Linked DNA regions of Mus musculus: regions 1, 2 and 4 are each linked to region 3. Evidence: chromatin loops called from intact Hi-C (ENCODE). Cell type or tissue: left cerebral cortex. All regions are shown on one strand. Region 1 holds the start of Gm38919 (a long non-coding RNA gene). Region 2 holds the start of Ldhb (lactate dehydrogenase B). Region 3 holds the start of Recql (RecQ protein-like). Region 4 has its middle 5.6 kb from the start of Cmas.

The links. Peaks named below come from ENCODE experiments on the same cell type or tissue, not always from the same donor. Only the 100,000 strongest peaks of a DNase experiment are listed, where the experiment ranks them.
Region 1: it touches region 3 in a loop (4-fold over the local background); 19 of 42 quality-filtered maps call a loop at or near these places.
Region 2: it touches region 3 in a loop (4-fold over the local background); 19 of 42 quality-filtered maps call a loop at or near these places.
Region 4: a loop joins it to region 3, with 2.7 times the contacts of the local background. A loop is called at or near these places in 11 of 42 quality-filtered maps.

What each region holds. Positions count from the first base shown.
Region 1 is chr6:142,516,908-142,521,907 of GRCm38, reverse strand. It overlaps Gm38919 (a long non-coding RNA gene), which reads right to left and starts at 3,721. Exons shown (of 3, transcript XR_869567.1): 1 at 3,692-3,721; 2 at 3,000-3,104; 3 at 2,377-2,497. Gm46979 (a long non-coding RNA gene) reads right to left here and starts at 728. Exons shown (of 5, transcript XR_001785405.1): 1 at 46-728. In left cerebral cortex, a CTCF peak has its summit at 2,581 (motif pointing right); DNase peaks (open chromatin) are centred at 169 and 2,622.
Region 2 is chr6:142,503,142-142,508,141 of GRCm38, reverse strand. Ldhb (lactate dehydrogenase B) reads left to right here and starts at 185. Exons shown (of 8, transcript NM_008492.3): 1 at 185-289; 2 at 2,596-2,730. The coding sequence starts at 2,602. In left cerebral cortex, no CTCF peak of the experiment used is centred here; DNase peaks (open chromatin) are centred at 1,570, 2,620, 3,848, 4,261 and 3 more places; H3K4me3 peaks cover 3,442 bases; H3K27ac peaks cover 3,602 bases.
Region 3 is chr6:142,385,118-142,390,117 of GRCm38, reverse strand. Recql (RecQ protein-like) reads left to right here and starts at 3,031. Exons shown (of 15, transcript NM_023042.3): 1 at 3,031-3,096. It overlaps Golt1b (golgi transport 1B), which reads right to left and starts at 2,875. Exons shown (of 5, transcript NM_025872.4): 1 at 2,749-2,875. The coding sequence starts at 2,773. In left cerebral cortex, no CTCF peak of the experiment used is centred here; DNase peaks (open chromatin) are centred at 783 and 2,980; H3K4me3 peaks cover 1,904 bases; H3K27ac peaks cover 669 bases.
Region 4 is chr6:142,748,615-142,753,614 of GRCm38, reverse strand. No RefSeq gene overlaps it. Among named protein-coding and RNA genes, the nearest start is that of Cmas, 5.6 kb to the left of the region's middle. In left cerebral cortex, no CTCF peak of the experiment used is centred here; a DNase peak (open chromatin) is centred at 2,074.

The DNA.
Region 1 (5,000 bases), 130 kb before region 3:
TGAGTCATGAAGATGTTTGTAAGGCTTTGTCCCCGTTCTCCTCACCTTGGCAAGAATCGACGGTCCCTAGACCCCAGAATAGCTCCACATGTGACTCCCAGCTGACTGGGACGCAGACCGCACCTGGCATGGTGAGCATGGAGCATTCCCAAAAAAGTGATGACCCAGAATCCATCGTCCTGCCAGAATCAGGTCAGAGGAACTTAAGGGGAGAAATCTGCCGCCTGAAACATCTTTATGGTATGAGAAGTACCTTTGTATGGTAGCTTGAATTGTATACAGCATTGAAAGGCATTGTCGTCCATGGTTAAGAATCAGATGAGTGTTGGGCTTGGAGCTCAGTGGGAAAGCGCTTGCCTAGTGTGTAGTGAGGCTCTCAGCATCCCTCCAAAATGTCCCAACATAAACCTCTGTCTGTCTCTCTGACACTATGCTAATCAGAGAGTGAGTTATTCTGAGCCTATGCCTGGGAGATCAGTGAGTGAAGTCTCTTAGCCAACAGAGAAGCAAACATAAGTCTATCAAGTGGCGTGGCCCAGCCCACATCTCAGACTGAAGCGTGTGGCCCAGGAGTCGATTTTACTGCGATGTTCACCTGTTATTTTTTTAATTTAGTACTGTTGCCCAGGGATGTGCTGATAAAATGCCTCAATTCAAAACTGAATTCTATCCTAGCAAAATGTTTGTTTCCCAGAGTAGTCTGAATGTAACCTCCAAATAAATAATAAAGAGCTAATTTTATTGTAAGGAGTTGATCTGGAATGAAGAATACAAAATGGCTTTATTCACCCTGTTTCTGTAAGAGTCAAGCAGCAGGGAATGACTTTTTGAAATGTATTTGTTTTGTATTTGTGGCGGTGTTTTGTCTGTGTTTGTGTACATGAGCACATCTGGTGCCTGTGGAGGCCCGAGGAGGGCATTAGACGCCCTAAAACTGGAGTTACAGATGGTTGGAAGCTTCTAAGGCGCTGGGAATTGAACCTGGTTCCTCTGGCAGAGCATCCAGCCCTCCTAACCCCTGAGCTATCTCCCCATCCCCATTCTGTTTTTCTCGACTCACAGATCACCATAGCTCTACTCTTCTATGAAGACATGCTGTTACAGAACTGAACAGGCCTCACGTTAAAAAACCCATGGTTGGCTAACATCTACTTACCATTGAGTGCATACCATGAATGTCCTTTGAGGTCTGGGTTACCTCATTCAGGATGGTATTTTCTAGTTCCATCCATTTGCCTGAAAATTTTATGATGTCCTTGTTCTTAACGGCTGATAGTATTCCATGATACAACTCACAGACTGGAGGAAGCTTAACAAGAAGAGAAGCCCAAGTGTGGGTACCTGAAACCCACTTAGAACGGGAGCAAAATAATCATGGGAGGCAGAGTGAAGGAGGAAACTGGGTGGGAGAGGGGAAGGGAAAAGGTGGGGGCAGGGTCAGGTATGGGGAGAGACAGGAGGGATGTCCAGAGGGCCAGGAGAATGGATGGAATTATGCAGCAGTGGGGGCGAGGGGGCAGGGAAAACCTCTAGAAAGTCCCAGAGACCTGGGATATGAGAGGCTACCAGGACTCAATGGGGATGACCTTACCCGAAATGCCCAACAGTGGGAAGATGGAACCTGAAGAGACCACCTCCAGTAGATAGACAGGGCAGAGCCCCCAGTTGAGGCAGGGGGGCTTACCAACCCATTTTCAAAATTTTTAACTCAGAATTGTTCCTGTCTAAAGGAAATGCAGGGTCAAAAATGGAACAGAGACTGAAAGAAAGGCCGCTCAGCGACTGGCCTAATTTGGGATCCATTCCATGCATGCAGACCAAATCCTGACACTATTCCTGAGGCCATATTGTGCGTGCAGACAGGAGCCTGGCATCGCTGTCCTTGAAGAGGCTCTATCAGCAACTGACTGAGACAAATGCAAATACTTATTGCTAACCATTGAGGTCAGGGGCAATGTGGAAGACTTGGAGGAAGGACTGAAGGAGCTGAAGGGGATCAAAACCCCTTATGAAAAACAACAGTGTCAACTAACTGGACCCCTCAGAGCTCCCAGAGGCTAAGCCAAAAACCAAGGAGCATACATGGTTTAGTTCATGGCCAGCCCCTGGCACATGTGTAGCAGAGGACTGCCTTTTCTGGCCTCTGTGGGAGAAGATGTGCTTAAGTGGAAATTTGATGCCCCAGGGAAGAGGGATGCTGGTGGGGATGAGGTGGGGTGGGTAGACAGGTCGGAGAGCACCTTCTCAGAGGCGGGACGGGGAGGGAGATGGGTGAAGAACTCAGAGAGGGGGACCAGGAAGGGGGGCAACTTTTGGAATGTAACTAAATAATATAATAATAATAATAATAATAATAATAATAATAATAATACGAACCCATGATTATGCACCCCCCACGTGGTTGGTTTCAAACCATGATAGAAGGTTGGTGAAGAGCAGGGTTGTAGTCCCGGGGGTAGAGCGAATACCCAGCATGCCCTTGGTTAGATTTCCTGTACTGCACAATAAGAGCAGGAAGAAAGGGGGAAAGAAAAAGAGTTGTGTAGGGAGCGCTAGTTTAAATTGTGTGCAGGTCTACAGAACTTCCAGCAGGTGGCAGTGTTTACAAATATTATGATGCCACAAAGTCACCACAGCTAATTTCCAAATAGAGGTGTCCAAGAAGGGGATTTGGTTCTCGGTTGAGCCCAGAGCCATCCCTCAGATGCGCCCTTCACTGCCACCAAACAAGAGCCTTTAAGCTTTGGCTAAAGCTGCCTTTCCGGCTACTGTACCATTGTCTTTGGAATGTGCTGTGTCACCATTTGCAGATAATTTTTTCCTGTGGGGCTGCCCTACAAATCACAGATCAAGAATACTGGCTTTAGTAAGTGACAATGAGTTTGATTAACCTTATTTGAGAAATTTTATGTAAGATCTTTGAACTATGTTTTAAGTTCTGGTCTGCCTCCCTTCTCCCATACAGGGTTCCCTGTAGCCCAGGCTGGTCTCAGACTCACTACGTAGCCAAGGATGGCATGGAGCTTCAACTTCTGATCCTCCTGCCTCCACTTCTCCAAGGCTGGAGTTGAAGGTGTATCCACCATTCTTGGTTTAATGCGGTGCTAGGACAAGAACCCAAGATTTGGTACATTAGAGGTGGACACTCTACCAACTGAGCTATGATGCACTCCACGCCTCAAATACTGTTTCTTTCCCGATATTTGTACATGGTAAGTTTCAGAGCACTGTTTGCCTAGTGTTAGCTAGATCAACAGTGTTTTGGGCATGCATAAACACAGGACTAGCTTCTATTGACATGCACACAAGTGACCACAATGCTCATGGTGGACCTGTTACCTAGCAACAAATGAGTACCCATCACACTTCTTAAAAGATAAGGCCTCATGCAAACCATTTAACCATATCCTTACCTCGGCTGAACAGTAGGAAATCATCTGAGTTCATGGCTCCCATTCTCACCTCCATACCATAACCTTGGCCTCCCCATTTAATCTTCCTGTTTTCAAGCCCTCACAGGACCAAGAGCCTCCCCTCTCATTGATGCCAGACAAGGCCACCCTCTGCTACATATGCAGCCGGATCCATGGGTCCCTCCATGTGTACTCTGGTTGATGGTTTAGTTCCTGGGAGCTCTGGGGGTCAGGGGTCTGGCTGGTTATATTGTTGTTTTTTCTATGGGGTTGCAAACCTCTTCAGCTCCTTCAGTCCTTCCCCTAATTCCTCCACTGGGGTCCCCGTGCTCAGTCCAGGAGGCTGGCTTTGCAAGCATCTGCATCTGTATCCATAAGGCTCTGGCAGAGCCTCTCAGGAGACAGCTATTGTACAAAGTAGTCACTGAGATTGGTCCTCTCCTGTCTTCATCTTCCCATCTTCCCAGTGCATCTCAGAACTCCTGAAAAAGATATTTTCAGAATTAGATTCTGTATATGTAAGTCCTGCCCTTATTTCCCTCAATTATAGAGCTGTTTTGGTATTTATTTGTTCCCTGATTTGGGAATCCTGGGGATTAAACCCAGGGCCTCTGCAAACTAAGCATCAACTCTACCACAGAGCTACACTCACAGACTACATTCAGATCCTATATACTCAGAGTCATCCGAGGTCCTTGGAGCATCTTTAAAGTATTATCTATCGCTTATGTTCAGCCACTTTAGAATTCCTGTGCCTTTTAAAACAGAACTCCTTCCAAAGACGGGTATAACAGTTATATCTGTTACACCTCCCTCCCACCCCCCACCCCCTACCCCCAGGGTTTCATGTGCCTGAGCTGGCTTTGACCTCACTCTGCAGCCATGGACAATCTTGCACCACTGATCCTCCTGACTCTCCTTCTTAAATAGGTGCTGGGATTACAGCTATGTAACAGCAGATCAGTTTATGAATCAAACCCAGGGCTTCCAACATGCGGAGCAAGCTTGTTACCACCTGAGCTACAGCTCAACCCCATTTTTGCTACTCTTTTTGAAAGCTAGTGTGACGTATTTAGTGTGTTGATACATGGTTGCAAGTATGCAGATCACGGGTGTAGGATACCACAGAGTCTCACACAGCAAACATCGTCTACAGATAAAACTCATCTCCAGAGAATGAGCCTTGCTGGACAGCCCGTTGTGACCAACTTTCATCAGAACGCCCGCCATCCTGGCTTCTTACAGCAGCCATCCACATGTACTTTAAAAATGGTTACTCAGAGTGTAACTATTAGTTACTTTTCTACTACGTGATGAAACATCAGGACCAAGACAGCTGATGGAAGGAAGGATGTATCCATCCTCATCACAGTGGGAGGGATCATAGCAGGCAGCAGGCAGCAGGCAGCAGGCAGCAGGCACAGCACTGAAAGCAACATCTGAACAGGAAGCAGAGTGAGCGAACTCACATTAGCCAGAGTCTTAAGGTATAAATAACATCAATTAATGAGGTGCTCATTCTTATCATTTGCCTCCAATAAGCCATTCCTCTTCCTCCTTTCCTGTGTGTGCATCATGTTAGTAAAC
Region 2 (5,000 bases), 120 kb before region 3:
TTACGGAATAAGTGCCTCAGCGGAAGGTGACCTCTAACTTTAGAGAGCGGGGGAGAGCGCGTGCACACTCCAGCCTTGTCCTTGAAGGAGATTGAACGAGCCGAGGGGAGGGATAGACCCGTCTCGGGTTTCCAATCACAATGGAGAAAGCTAGGAGGCTGGAGCGCCGCGGCCCCGCCTCCTCCTCCTCCTTCTTGTAGAGCCGGAGTCTGCGATCCGCAGAGCAGCAGCCTGCTGACTTTGCAGTGGCTCCCCTGCCTCAGCGCGCCGCAGAGCCTCCTCTTTTCTGGTAGGTCTGAATCCAGGATCCCAAAACCTGACTTAACTGAACATCAGGGTGTGTGTTGTGGGAGTAGGGAGTGCAGAGGTGTTATTGTTTGGCAGAACAGGAGGAAGGAGCTACGTACGACACATCCACTCTTTGGGGCCTTTGTCCCTGAGCATTCATGCCCCTACCTATTTCTTCTTTGTGGTTTTGGGTGGCAAGCCGAGCGAGCAGAGGTGCGCAGCTGAGCTCCCGACTCGGTCTGCACCTTGGTACAGCCTGAGCACAGGGTGGTCTCGGGCCTGTGTGCTATCAATAGAAAGACTTGTAACGTAAGGTAAGTCAAACCTAGTCTCTTCAAGTCCTTGGCAGTTAGCACATCACCCATCAGCTGCGATGCAGCCTGGGGCGCAAGCCAGGGCAGCGCGCCCAGTGGCCGGGGAACCGAGCAAGGTCTAGGTGGGTCCCTGTGAAGGTTGGAAGGTCTTGCACCTGGTGATGGAGAACGGTCCCAGCTATTTTAGCAATGAGGATAAAGGAAAGTTCGGTCCGGAACACCAGGCTTCGTCCCCTCTCACGCTGCCCGCCCTGCAGCCGGGTACTTGCTGGGCCTCTTTAGATGCGCTAGGATTTTGTTTACTTCTTGTGCTAAGTGTGGAAGCCTAGGCTTTCCCCCTGGAGACCGTAATCGAGGTGTGCGCTGGTGTCTCCCTCGTGACCTGCTTTGCACAGGAGGAAAGGTGGCTTGGGTGTCACGGAACTGAACAAGCTCCGACAGCACCTGGGGTCGGGGGTAGGGTGAAGGATATGACTGGTTTTAATGGAGAAATTGGAGGCCATACCCGGGCATTAAGAGTTAACATAGGTGATTCTCTGCGGAGTCGTCCTTAGCCTCTGACCTAGACCACTGGTTCTTATCCACAGGAGATGGGAATGTGGGGGCACCCTGAGGCGAGGGTGTTTTTTCCTGTTCCTTTCTCTCTACAGTCAACTCCCTGATTTGACACAGGCTTGCTACAACGCAAACTATTTTCTTCTCATTCTCTATCACTGTGGGAGGTGGGGGTGGGAGGAGAATACACGCTGAACTTCAGTCTAGATATCTGCCTGTGCTTGCTGGATCTTCAACACTGCCGCTTTTGAAATTCCCCAAAGCGATTTAAAATGTTTTCAGGACAGCTTCAACGTTCCAGCGTTTCAGATAGCATCCCAGGATGATGGAGGGTGACCTTGGCCTCTCCTGACTCTCCTACCTCCACCTCCCAAACGTTGGGACTCCAGGCCTTCCTAATGTTCTCTGGAGCCTATCAGATTTTAAGCCAACTAACAAAAATAAACTTGGTGTGGGCAGGCTTTGGGGAGGCTCTGCTTTTCTTACTGTTGAGGCTACTCAGCTGAAACTGCCTAAGACACAGGGCCTGACTGGATTCATTTTAAGGTTGGTGCTTTGTCCAAACCCTCCCACAGCAGTTCATCTTCCCACCCACCAAAAAACTACAAGTGTAATTCTCTAAGGCTAAAATAACCCTCTAAAATCTCTAAAATAGCTCTGGAAGCAGTACACATTAGGAGGGAGGCTTTAAAACAACAAAAATAAGTTATGGAGCAAAGTAGTTGTGATTGCTTCAAGTACTTCACTCTGGACAACTAAGGGTTCCTTACTGGGTTCATTAACTAAGCCAGGTTTTGTTACTTAGCCCTTTACAGATTAGAAGTGAAAATGAAGGTAAAGGGAACGAACTGGCTGGGCTGTGGAACCTATAGGGAGCCTCAGCTGTGATGAACCACGCTAAAAAGAAACAAACGGAAGCAATCAGCGTAGATTATTAACATTGATAACTTTTCTGTGAAGACACTTTGTCAGGAGGGCAGGGCCATAACTTTTGTGAGATTTTAAGTACAAAAATCAGTCTTTGTCTTCCACAATTATTTGTAATGAAAATTACAATTCATATTGGCTTTAAACAAGCTTAAAAATAAGTTAGCTGGTTAACATGGTTAAACACAAATTCCTTATAGGGACAAAAGAAAGAAACGAGCTTGCTTCAGTATAATTATCTGTATCTTTAGCCAGTAGTTTGCACTTACAGCAGAAAGGTCACAGAAGGGATGGTGGCAACTTAATGGCTTGCATGGAGCTCTCTGCTCTGGGGAAGCATTTTGGTTTAAACTGGTGGAGAACTTTGCACTGAGTCCTGCATTCGGTGAGATGTGGTTCCTTCAGGGCTTCTGTTGAGCTATACTTTCAAAATTGAAGCTGTGACATTTTGGGCTACTTCTCAGTCAGATTCCGTGCATGTAAATCACATTGATCGCCCCTTCTCTTGCAGGACAAGATGGCAACCCTTAAGGAGAAGCTCATTGCGTCCGTTGCAGATGATGAGGCTGCCGTCCCGAACAACAAGATCACTGTAGTGGGCGTTGGACAAGTGGGTATGGCATGTGCCATCAGCATTCTGGGAAAGGTATGCTTGAAGAGCACCATAGGTCACAATTTCTGCAGGAGTTTGTAGTTTGTTTGAGGAGCCTAGGTCTGTGTTGTCGTCAGACCCCCTCAGGCATCTGAAATAACTTGGAAAAATTACACGTACTTTTCAGTACTTGTTATGGGAGGTTTCTGGTCACTCTTTGTGTGACCACTCTGGAACTGCTTCCAGAGTTTCTTAACACCACTGCAGTATTGTGGTGTCCTCCCGTCATACTCATATTCATATTTAAAACTCTCCAGGTTGTCAAAACCACACCCCTTATAGCTGGTTTTGCCTCAATCCAAGGCATGCATTTTATATCCTTACTGTATATCTTTTTCTCTGTTCTGCAAGCTTTTGACTTTTTTTAATTTTTATTTTTAAAAAAAAAAAGGTCAGTTTCATGGCATCTTCTTCAGTGCCTGCTTTTCTGGTGTCTCCTTGTGATTTATCTCATTGTATCTGTTGGGTGGGCCCCATACCAAGAGGGATAGCATAGTGACTTGCCTCGTTTCTGTGGTGGTAAACTGAGCTCTGTGGCTGGAAAATTTAGATGCAGTGGAATCTGTCCTCTTAGGACATGTTTGTAGAGTTTTTTGTAGAGACATGCTTGCTGAACTTTGAAGAATGTCTTCCTATCTTCAAACTTTGAACCTCTGGCTTTATTTTGAAGTGATTTCAAGTGTAATAGAAATTTGTAAAGATTATTTTGATAATGAACACTTCCACATATGCATCTTTCAGATTTATCAACCTGCTGCATTTTGCTTTGTCTCGTACTCTCTCTACTTCCTTCCTCTTCTCTCTTGCTCCCTCTCTCTATATATGTACATGCATATGTATATACACACATATGTATATATGCATTCCTTTAACCAGCTGAGCATATCTTGGCAAGATCAAAGTTTCTGAGTTCTCCAGCTTGTTTCCACAGTCATTGTGGCCCGAAGCTCTCGACATCAGTTGTAAGCTGCTTTGGTGTCTCCAGACTTGACCTTCCTTCTGCTGTCTAACTGTCTAGACTCCTGGCTGCCCTTACACACACCCTTTGCCGTTCACACCATGGCTTCTTTATGTTCCTCTTAGTTTTAGTGGCTTGAGGCCTTGCCTGTTCTGAGAGCTTCCTTAAATGTAGGAAGAGAGAGAGAAGCAAGCTGGCAGCCCCTCCCCCCACCCCCTGCCCGCCCTGGGTAGAGCACACTGACCCTTTTGTGTGGTAGCTGCTTGAATTCCTCCCACCAAGCATATTCCTTCTGCTTGTGAAGTTTAATGTGTTGTTTTGTTGGGGATTGAGCCCAGGGACTCTTTTGTATGCTAGGCAAGCATTCTACAACTAAACCCCTGAGTTCTGTTCTTGACCTTTTTTATTTATATTGTTTTTAAGAGTCTGTATGTATCTCACGCTGGCCTCAAACTTGTGACTGTTCCTGCTTGTGGGGATTGAATGTTGGGGTTACCTTACCAGTGTGGGCTATCGTGCCTGACCCTAAACTTTAACTTCTTTGGTGTTTTGCCTGAATAGATGTTTGTGCACTCCTGCCCAAAATGGCCGCCTTAGAAGAGCGTGTTGTTTGCTCTGGAATTAGAGTTTAAGATGTTGTGAGCCACCACGTGGGTTCTCGGGATCTAGACTGATTCCTCTACAGGAGCAGCCAGGGCTCTTAGCCACTGCGCCACCCCTCTAGCCACCGTGTGACCTTTAAGTTCTCAAGGATCAAACTGTGAATCTTTTAACTGAGAAACAATTATCAAAGGACTCATCGGTGTGTGTTCTTTTCTCCTTTCTCTAGCTACTTTTTAATTAACTAGATACTTATGATAGGTGATAGTTTCCTGAAATGTAGGGGTTTTAAATGGTCTTTATTTAGTGTTGACTCTTACTTTGGTTAAAACAATTGAGCTTACATTTCTTTTAAAAATGTGTGTGTGTATGTGTGTATGTGTTATATACACATAAAATTAAAGAAAATATCTAAAGTGTGGTGTCGGGCATGATGGCACATGCCAGTAATCCCGACATCCAGGAGGTGGAGCAGGGGAGGGCATTACAAGTTTGAGGTGCTCTATTTTAAATAACTGGTAAACTTAAAAACTTTTCTTTTGTGTGTATGGTGTGTATTACTGTTTTGTTCTGGGGTCTCCTCTAAAAAAACCAGGTTGGCCTTAGTATCTTGGCGGTCCCTCTTGCATCAGTTCAACCTTCCAGGTGCTGCGATTCTTGGCCTGTTATCACCTCATCCTCATAGGAACTTGTCTTACCCTTGTTT
Region 3 (5,000 bases):
CAACCAAGGCTCAAGTTTCCGATGAGCAACCCATTCCTGGTTGCTGATTCCAAGCATTAGTGTGGGAATCAGTCACACCACAGGCAGCAGGGAGACTACAGACCCAGTCTTCTCACTCTACAATCCTACTAGAGCCATGATTCACGAAGTACATACAGGTCAGAAGGGGACAGACAGCTGCCTGTAGACTCTTTTACCACACTGGCACCAGTCCAATGCTGCCAGGAATCCTCCATGAAATGGGTCAAACCCTTATCACACCCCTTTCTCACCTCCACCTTTTCCGTTGTCCCTATCCTTATCCAGCTGCAAGTTTTCTGAAATCAAAAGGCCTACATGCTGCAGTGATCTTCCTGCCTGTATCATACTTGGGAAAACATAATCTATCTTTATATTTTTCTGCCCATAAAAAAAAAAAAGCTTGATAAAAGCAATCTGAGATATTAGCTAACATAAAGAAAAGACATACTGAAGAAATTTTATAAAGACCAGTTTAGCCCATTGTCAATCACAGCTGACATTTAGTGATGGGGACACCTTCACAGAGCAAGAGCAGCCCCGCCTTCCTCATCACACCCTTTAGGAAACAGAAGAGTCCAACTAAGTAAAACAAATACCACAGCAGCATTTTGCTTAATGTGACAATCCAGATGTAAGCTGGAAGCTGCCCCCATTTCATCTCCTTGAGTAAGTCTTGGCATTTCTTTGGGCTTTGCTGGTATGGGGGAGGGCATACTACAGAATCTTCAGCACATCATGAACTGGCATCTACCCGACTGCTCAGAGCTTGATCAACCTCCTCACAACATCTGAAAGCCATGACTCATGCTGGCACCTTTCTGGGCTGCTAGTGGTTCAACCTCGAAGTCAACACAGACACAGATCTAATCTGAATTTGACCAGCTCTGGTTCCCTAACCACTGGCTATAACTCACCATCTCACCTCAGAAATCAACAAGTGAACATCACAGAATTTCACCATCCCAAGAAATGTGGTAAAACAAGGGGAGAACAGCTTCTTCTGCCCAGAATTCAATCCCTCACTGTGTTACTTTTGTTGGAGAGTGACATTCTCTGCCCTGTGCACAGGGTAATTTATACACCACAGACTTGTACCATCCCAAGATGTGAATGTTGACATCAAGTCTCCTCAGAAGCTAGCTAGTACTACAGTAACAAGAGCAAAGGCTTGTGAACCAGAAATCCCAGGACCATGGCTGTTTCTGCCTTTGTGTGTAACTCAATGTCTTACACGTCCCAATTCATAAATGGTCCATGCCTTCCCATGCTTGTGTAAGAATTAAACGTGTAAGTAAGAAAAGCTGCTCTTCTGGATCCAAGTTGGTTTCCAGCACCCACACCAGGCAGCTAAAAACCGTCTGTAACTATAGCTCCAGGAGGATCCTGTGACTCTGGTCCCCACATGCATGTTAAAAAAACTCATTTAAACAAGCAATTAAGATCACTCTTGTCTATATAACTACATGTTGCACTAAACTGAAACAGGTTCACAAGACTTAGTGACAGTAGGGAAAAAAGGGACACTTTTATTTCTGACTAGAACCAAAGGAGCCTGACTGGACCAATAGACAACACCCCTGGGCTAGAGAAGGTAGCTGTGCAGTCCACAGTAAGACAGAGGGGACTGCCAGGGTGTGGAGGGACTCATAAAGCACCTGTGACACTCCAGTGTGCCACAACTTGAATCTAAATCTTCAAACTCCACTTGAGAATAACTTCAAGGAAGGTTTTTGTTTCACTTCAGTGGGATGTTAGAATCTTGAAAAGCTAAGGTGAATATAGTTTGAAGAAACAAAGTTCATGGTAATGAGCAAAAGTGAGGCAAAAAGAGGTCATACCCATAAAGATATCTTTAAAAAGTAACCAGCTTGGGTAGAATTTATAAATAGAAAAATAATTAAGATTGATAAGAAAACATAGAAAAATGAAGTCACAGAGAAAACGATGGAGATAGGGATAACGCTCTGCTAGTCTGCAGAAACATTTGGCTGAGATGCTCTAATCTCTGGGGCTACAAAAAAAAAAAAAAAGGCAAGACTGAAGACTGCAAAGCTGGTCAGAATGATGAGATAGGCAGAAACAGGATGCTAAAATAGAACACGCCACGAAGTACAGAATACAACACTAATAAAGAAATCCTTTCCCAGTACAGACAGGCAGAGTCCTTCATGCTTGTAATCTCATAACTTTAGAGACCGGGGCAGGATTACAAGTGGGAAGGCTAGCACTGACACAATGAGCGCAAGGCCAGCCTCGTTAACCTACAGTGTGATCCTGGCTCCTAACCCAGAAATCTAAACCATCGAAGTCAATGCTCAGAGCACAAAGTGACTTTTTAACATTAGTAAACTTGGTTGAAACTTAAACGAGCGGAAAACCGAAGTCCTTGTTAAGGGAATTTTGGGTAGGTAGGTAACAGTGGAGTCTGATCACGGCTCTCTACGCCCCCAGCCCACCCCAGCCTTGCAGGCGCTCCGCGCGGGCGGACAGTCCCATTCCCGCCACCCCGGAAACTTGGTCCGACGGCTGTTCCGTGGGACAGAGCACGGGTGCCACCGGGGCGAAGGCGGCGGCGGCACTTGGGCCGAGGCAGGTCGGCGGTCCTCCCGTCACGGCCCCCTCCCTCCCGCGGGCCGCCGCCCCACGCGCGCTCGCTCCATTCATTGCGGGGCGGAGCAGAGGCTGAGGCGGGAGCACCGGCCAACGCTGGGGCCCGGCAGCGCTTACTCTGCGTATCCGTGAGGGAGATCATGGTGGCGGCGGCGAGGACCGCGGTGCTTCGGGGCCCACGCTGCGAAGCCTGGTCCGGAGAAGAGCCTCGGCGACGCCGCCCGGGCCCGAGCCGCCACGTCTTCCGGAAACACGCAGCCGCCGCCGCCGGGCCGCAAGGCCGCGCTCCATTGGCTGCAGCGAGACCAATAGCACGCGCTCTTGTTCGGATGTGCACCCGGACGCCGCACCACGCAGCCAATCAGAGAAGGCAATGGCTTGTGATTGGTGGAGGGGGCTGATCCGGAAGGGTGGGCGCTGCATGCCGGGCGGCGGGAAGGTTTTTACGCGCGGAGCGGCTGACAGGTTCGTGGTGGTGCCGGTTCCGGCGCGTGGGTCCGCGGCTGTCTGCTGGGCGGATAGGAGCTGGGCGTCGTCTCTGCCATCGCTTTCAGGAGCCCTGGTCGCCGCAGCTTGCGCTTCTGCCTCGTCTGTGGAGCCGGCGGGGTGGAGGGATGCGCTCAGGGTTAGCGTGCGTTTTCCTTCCGCACTGATGACAGTGGACCTGGTTCACGTTTTTTGACTGACAGACCTCTTTGTAACTTAGTTCTTGGATATATTTCGTGCTACGCTATGTTTTGCTGTGAAGTTGCCTAATTTAGGCAAGGGGTAGGTTATTGGCAGCAAAGTCCAAAAATATATATATATTTGAAGTAGTGGCAGGAAATGAACTTAGACCGAATCTCTCCTAAGCGAAGAGAAAGCGCCTGTTTTTAGGTTCCGGAAAAGGCATTTTTTTTTTTCTAGGCTGTTTACAAAAGTGAAGAGATTCAGGCTCTGCCATGATACAGGACCTTAGAGTCCATGGGCAGAATAGTATCAGTCTAGGAAGTGATAAGGAGATGTTCTCATACGTGAGGAAGGAGGAGTCTTGATTTAAACCCATCCTTAAATGTCCGTTAGTTTTGTCCTTACTCTTTAATCAGGGCTTATCTGTCTTAACAGCCATGCACAGGAAGGGTACAAATTCGATAAAGGAAACAGTTCAAGTGAGAATAGGCGGGTGCAGAATCTGTCTTTGGAGAGCACTCTTAGGTTTAGCAAATATAAAATTAAGCAATATATAACACACTTTCAAACGTTTGTTTTTTGCTTTTATGTAATGGTGACAGATTGTCATTGATTGAGCAAAAAAGTTGTTCACAACAGTTCATGAACACAATGAGGTCCTTGGCCCCTAACACAGAAAACTAAAACACCACCCCAAAAAAAAGCCTGTGTTCTGAGTACGAATGACTTTAAAATTAGCAAACTGTTGAAACTTAAATAGGCAGAAAACCTAAGTTCTTCCAAGGGAATTTTGGGCAGGTTACACGTCTACCCAAATAATTACTAAAAATACAAAATTAAGCAAAATATAACATGCTTTCTAATTTTGTTTTTATGTAATGGTAACAGATTGTCATTGAGCAAACATAACAGTTTGGGGAGTTAAATGTTCAGGCCAAGTTTTAATCTTTAAATTTTAATATAAGTCATGTTTCCTTCCACTTGTAACTGTCCCAGATTCTTTTAAGCCAAAAGAGTACTAGTGTGTACCTCACCCCCCCTCTGCAAGTGAGCAAATTTTATAGAGAAATGGAGTAAGCTCCCGCAGAAGAGAGGAGGCTCTGGAAATTATTTACTTAGAATATTAATTTCTTTTAAGTAGGCATTTAACTGTAACTCTCTAAAGCAACTGTGCAGTATACTGCCAAGTAGTTTATTTATTTGTTTATCCATTCATTTATTTACTTTTGAAAAAAATCTATCCTTATTTGTAAGGTGAGTCCTGCCAGGCATGGCTGTGCATGCTTTTAGTTTCAGTACCTGGGAGGCAGCCACCCCAGTTTTTAAGTCAGAGAGAAAGCCACAGAGGAACAGTATGTCATATTGCTAAGGTACACATGGGCCTAGTGGCAGAACTATTTAATATTCGGCCTTTTGGCTTTATCACTTTAAAACAGTAGGATATTTGGTAAGTATTGTTGACATTCTATTTGGCACCAACATCTGTAAGATTTTTTAAAAACTATATTGCTTTGTAACTTTTTTGTATATAATAGTGACAGATTGACTGAGCATTATTGATAGTACTGGTTTTGTTTAGTTTCTGTTTTGTGGTGCTAGAGATTAAACTCATGACCCTGTATAGATGAACATGCTAAAGCCAAAAGGCAAAGCAAGCAGAGCTAAGACTTAAGATAGTGGAGAAAGGTAGCCGGGTGTGG
Region 4 (5,000 bases), 360 kb before region 3:
AAATAGCCCCTTTTATAGTGAGTCAGGCACACCTAGCTGTTGCCAGGTAACTGTGGGGCGGAGCCTAGATGAAATGCCAACAATATCATCTTTATTCTCACCCTCCATACACTGATATTTCTTCTTAATTACATTTGCTAATGCTAGAAGGACATCTGTGTTCCCAATGACTGACAGAAATCTTGGAACACAACCCTTTTGTTGCACCTGTATCCTCACTCATTGGTAAAGGACAAGCATTTATTAAAAACAGTAATGACCACAGGACTCTCCTAGGTATGGTAGAGGAGAGCTTTTACTGTAGAAATGATGCAGAGCATAGCCAGAGGCATCTGGAAGGGTCCAGACTGACCCAGGAGGGTGAGGTGAGAGGAGAGAGGAGCAGAGAGACTGCCTGGGAACCCAGAGACCAAGAGTCCAAGAGGTTAAAAAAGGACCAGTAGCCAAAATTGCTGAATTTATATAGGAATTCGAGAAGCTGGGGGGTGAGAAGGTGGGAGGTGGGGGAAGGTAAGCTCAGCCCCTGGGCTGGAGAGTTTAGGGTAGGGGGTGGAGTATGCCAGTCAGGAGGAGTCCTAACAAGTACTGAAAGCGTCTGGGAGAACCTGGTGGCCAGGTCCTCTTTGATATGTTAAAAAGGCACCCCAGCTAGCCTTTTGTCCTGAGTTTGAGACATAATAAAATGGGTCTGAAGCATATTAGGAAGCCTAGAAAATAAGGAAACTGGAGAATTTTACTCAGCCCTGTTAATGCCCCATGAAAATAAAATATATTTAATAAATAGATTGTAGCAGGATCCCATGTTGAAAATGCAGGTCGTAATTAGAAGCTACTCAGGCCCGGGTTGTCCTTCACACGGGGCAGCAGGTTCTGTTTTCTAAGGGCATGTGCTATTTGCAGATTCCGGTTTTTGTTACATTCTGGTATCTGCGGTCTGGGTGGGGCTCCCCTCCTGTTACATTCAGGCTAAGACGTTGCCAGATGCCTCCGAAGCTGAAAAGGAAAAGGAAAGTGTTTTGCCCTTCATCTCTAGACTGGAAGTCACTGCCAACTTTGTTTTTAGTGCCATTATGAAACCAGTTTTGGGTACAGAGGTCTGTGACTTTTCAGGTCGATGGCAAACAGTTTCAAAGGCTGGGCGAATAGTTCAGTAGGTAAAATGCTTGCCCGTAAGCATGATGACCAGAGTTTGATCCCCAGCACCCTTTAAAACAACAACAACAACAACAACAACAACCAGCCCAGTAAATGCCGGGCAAGCCTGTACGCTGGGAAAGTAGAGACAGAAGATGCAACGGTTTGCTGGTCAGCCAGTCCTGTGCTCCAGGTTCAAGAAAGAAACAGTGTCTCGAAAAATAAGATGAAGAGGAAGTGAGGAAGACACTTGATATTGACCTCTGACCTCCAAATGCACATATGAACACACACACTGATGCTTTGTAACACGAGGTACGACGCCGTGGGAAGGGGTGTCTTAGTGCCGCCCCCCCCCCCATCTTAGCCCAATGATGGGTCCAGTATAAAAGGAAGCTTATCTGGGACATGGGAAGGAGGTCTGGCGAAGGGAGAAGAGGCAGAGAAAGCAAGGGGACAGAGAAGGACAGAAGGCAATGGTTTGCAATCTGTGGGTGCCGATCCCTGTGGAGGTTTAATGATCCTTTCACAGGGGTCGTCTAAGAACAACAGAAAACACACACGTTACCATTGTGATTCATAACAGCAGCAGCATTACAGTTATGAAGTAGCAATAAAGCCAATTTTATGGTTGGGGGTCACAACAACATGAAGAACTGTATTAAAGCCTCAGCCTTAGGATGGTTGAGAATCACTGCCATGGGGTCTAGTGGTCTTGTAAGACGCTGGAGAGCTTTAGCTTACTGGGGACTCCCTGAGTGAGAGCTGGGAACTGATGCAAAAAGCAAGAGGAATTTATTGTTCCAACATGTTGGAGTCGCCCTGCACATGGAGAGAGAGAATGAGCACGCACAGCCTGTCCGTTGAGCCATTATACAGTTCTCCAGGCAGCACCCATTAGGCACAATGTGATTGGCAGAGCAGTGTGACGTTTAAACTGATTGGCCTATAGGGAAAGAGGTGGGTGGCCAATGGTATCCGAATGAGTCTATGAGCTCTGGTGGTTGGCCCCTCCTCCTCGTGGTCTGAGGACTGTAACTAGCCCCTCCCTTCCGGACAGGAGAGGTGCCTATGGTCTTTATGACCTTTCGCTTCCAGGAGGGGAGAAAATTCCAGTGGAATTTTCTAAAGTTCCCGAACTGACATCTTGCATCTCTAGTTTCTTGTGATATTTGCCTGGCTTGGATGAGGAAGAATTCTCTGGTCTACTTCCTTAAGCATGTGTGTGTGCTGTGCATATGTGCACATGTGTGTGTGCTGTGCATATGTGCACATGTGTGTGTGCTGTGCATATGTGCACATGTGTGTGCTGTGCATATGTGCACATGTGTGTGCTGTGCATATGTGCACATGTGTATGCTGTGCATATGTGCACATGTGTGTGCTGTGCATATGTGCACATGTGTGTGTGCTGTGCATATGTGCACATGTGTGTATGCTGTGCATATGTGCACATGTGTGTGTGCTGTGCATATGTGCACATGTGTGTGCTGTACATATGTGCACATGTGTGTGTGCTGTGCATATGTGCACATGTGTGTGTGCTGTGCATATGTGCACATGTGTGTGTGTGCTGTGCATATGTGCACATGTGTGTGTGCTGTGCATATGTGCACATGTGTGTGTGCTGTGCATATGTGCACATGTGTGTGTGCTGTGCATATGTGCACATGTGTGTGCTGTGCATATGTGCACATGTGTGTGCTGTGCATATGTGCACATGTGTATGCTGTGCATATGTGCACATGTGTGTGTGCTGAGCATATGTGCACATGTGTGTGTGCTGTGCATATGTGCACATGTGTGTGTGCTGTGCATATGTGCACATGTGTGTGTGCTGTGCATATGTGCACATGTGTGTGCTGTGCATATGTGCACATGTGTGTGTGCTGTGCATATGTGCACATGTGTGTGTGCTGTGCATATGTGCACATGTGTGTGCTGTGCATATGTGCACATGTGTGTGCTGTGCATATGTGCACATGTGTGTGTGCTGTGCATATGTGCACATGTGTGTGTGCTGTGCATATGTGCACATGTGTGTGCTGTGCACATGTGCACATGTGTGTGTGCTGTGCATATGTGCACATGTGTGTGTGCTGTGCATATGTGCACATGCTTAGGGAATTTACCTGTGCCTGGACTCTGTGCAAATATTTTGTTGTAAATTCAACTTCTAGGATTGTTTTCTAAAAAGGGATTTTCCCAGAGTTTCTATTTCTTTTTGAGTCAGTTCAGCAGTTTGTGAGTTTTTTGAATGAACTTGTTTTACCTAAGTTGTCTAATCTATTTAAAGCATGACTATATCCATCTTTATCAGTACTAACTTTTGCTCAAATTCCAGCAGCCATTTGTCCATAATTCTAGCACTTGGGAGACTGAGGCAGTAGGGTCAGGAGCTCAAGGCAAGTCTCAGCAACAAAGTGAGTTTGAGTCTATCTGGGGGATACATGAGAACTTGCCACAAAATGCTAATAACAAGCAGTATTTCAATAAACGCCCATAGGTTCCCCATGTGCACACCTGTATTCCTAAAGTTATATGACATCCACAGAATTGGCTTCTTGCTGATTTCATAGTGTTGGCTTCTTTCCTCGGAAGATATACCTGATGCTGAACTTTTATTTAAGGTGAGAATTGGGAATTCCTTTCATGGATTCCTCTTTCTCTTGGCTCGACTGGACTGTCAAACTTGGGTGCTGCATCAGCACTCTGGCTGTGAAGACACACCTCCAGCCCGACTTTTAATATCTTTTCTCTTGACCTTGGTGACTTCACTTCACATTTATCTTTCATGCCGTTTATCGTATTTTCAGCAGTACCTAATCCCATTCTGCTTCTTCTGGTGCCATCTTGTACTTGGTCTTCAACTTCCCCCTCTTTTCTGATTTCTAACACTGTTATTTCTCTGTATTTCCTTTAAAATGTATGTATGTATGTATTTATGTATGTATGTATGTATGTATGTATGTATATATGTATGCAAGCATGCACATATGTATGTATTTATGTGTGTGAGTGTGCAGGTATGTGCACTGGGGCTGGCATATGCAGAGGCCACCACAAGATGGTTGGTGTCATTTTCTATTGCTTTCCTCTTTACTGCCTTGAGCCAAGCTCCCCCACTGAACCCAAAACTTACCTTTATACTATTATAAGAGACATACTGACCAGTGAGCTCCCAGGATCTGCGTGTCTCTGACCTCAAGTGTTAAGATTATAAACCCTCACTGTTTTTTTTTTTTGTAGGTGCACTGGGTAGAACAGGGCAAAGGGCAGGGGAGGGGGCAGGAGCAGGGCTGAAGGATGGGGGCAGGGCGTGGGATGGGCATCACATTCAGGTTCCCATGCTTACCCTGCTCTTGCCTGTCAAGCCAGTTCCTCAGCATGCCTTTGCTCATCCGTATCCCTGCTGCATGTTCTTGTCTCTCATGAAACAACTCCATCCAAGGGAGTTCGTAGGACAGTAGGAAAGAGGGAGGGAGTTAATACCATATGTGTAGAGGTGTCCTCAGAGTCCAGAACAGAACTGGGTGTCATGGCTCAACAAGAAGGAGCTCCAGGTAGTTGTGAGCCACTAGACGTGGATGCTGGGGACCAAACTCAGGTCTTCTGGAAGAGCAATAAGAGTTTTTAACCGCCGAACCATCTCTCGAGCTGGTCTGTTTGGTTCTTGAAGGGAGGCAAAGCTTCTCTTCCACTGCCAGGAAGCAAAGGTTGTGGTTCGGGTCGTAGAGTGCTCACCGAGCATGTCTGAGGCTCTGGGTTCAATTCCTAGCACTGCATGAAACCAGGCATGGCGCCTATATATGATCCTGGCGCTAGGGATGTAGATGAGAAGTTCAAGGCCATCCTTTGCAACATAG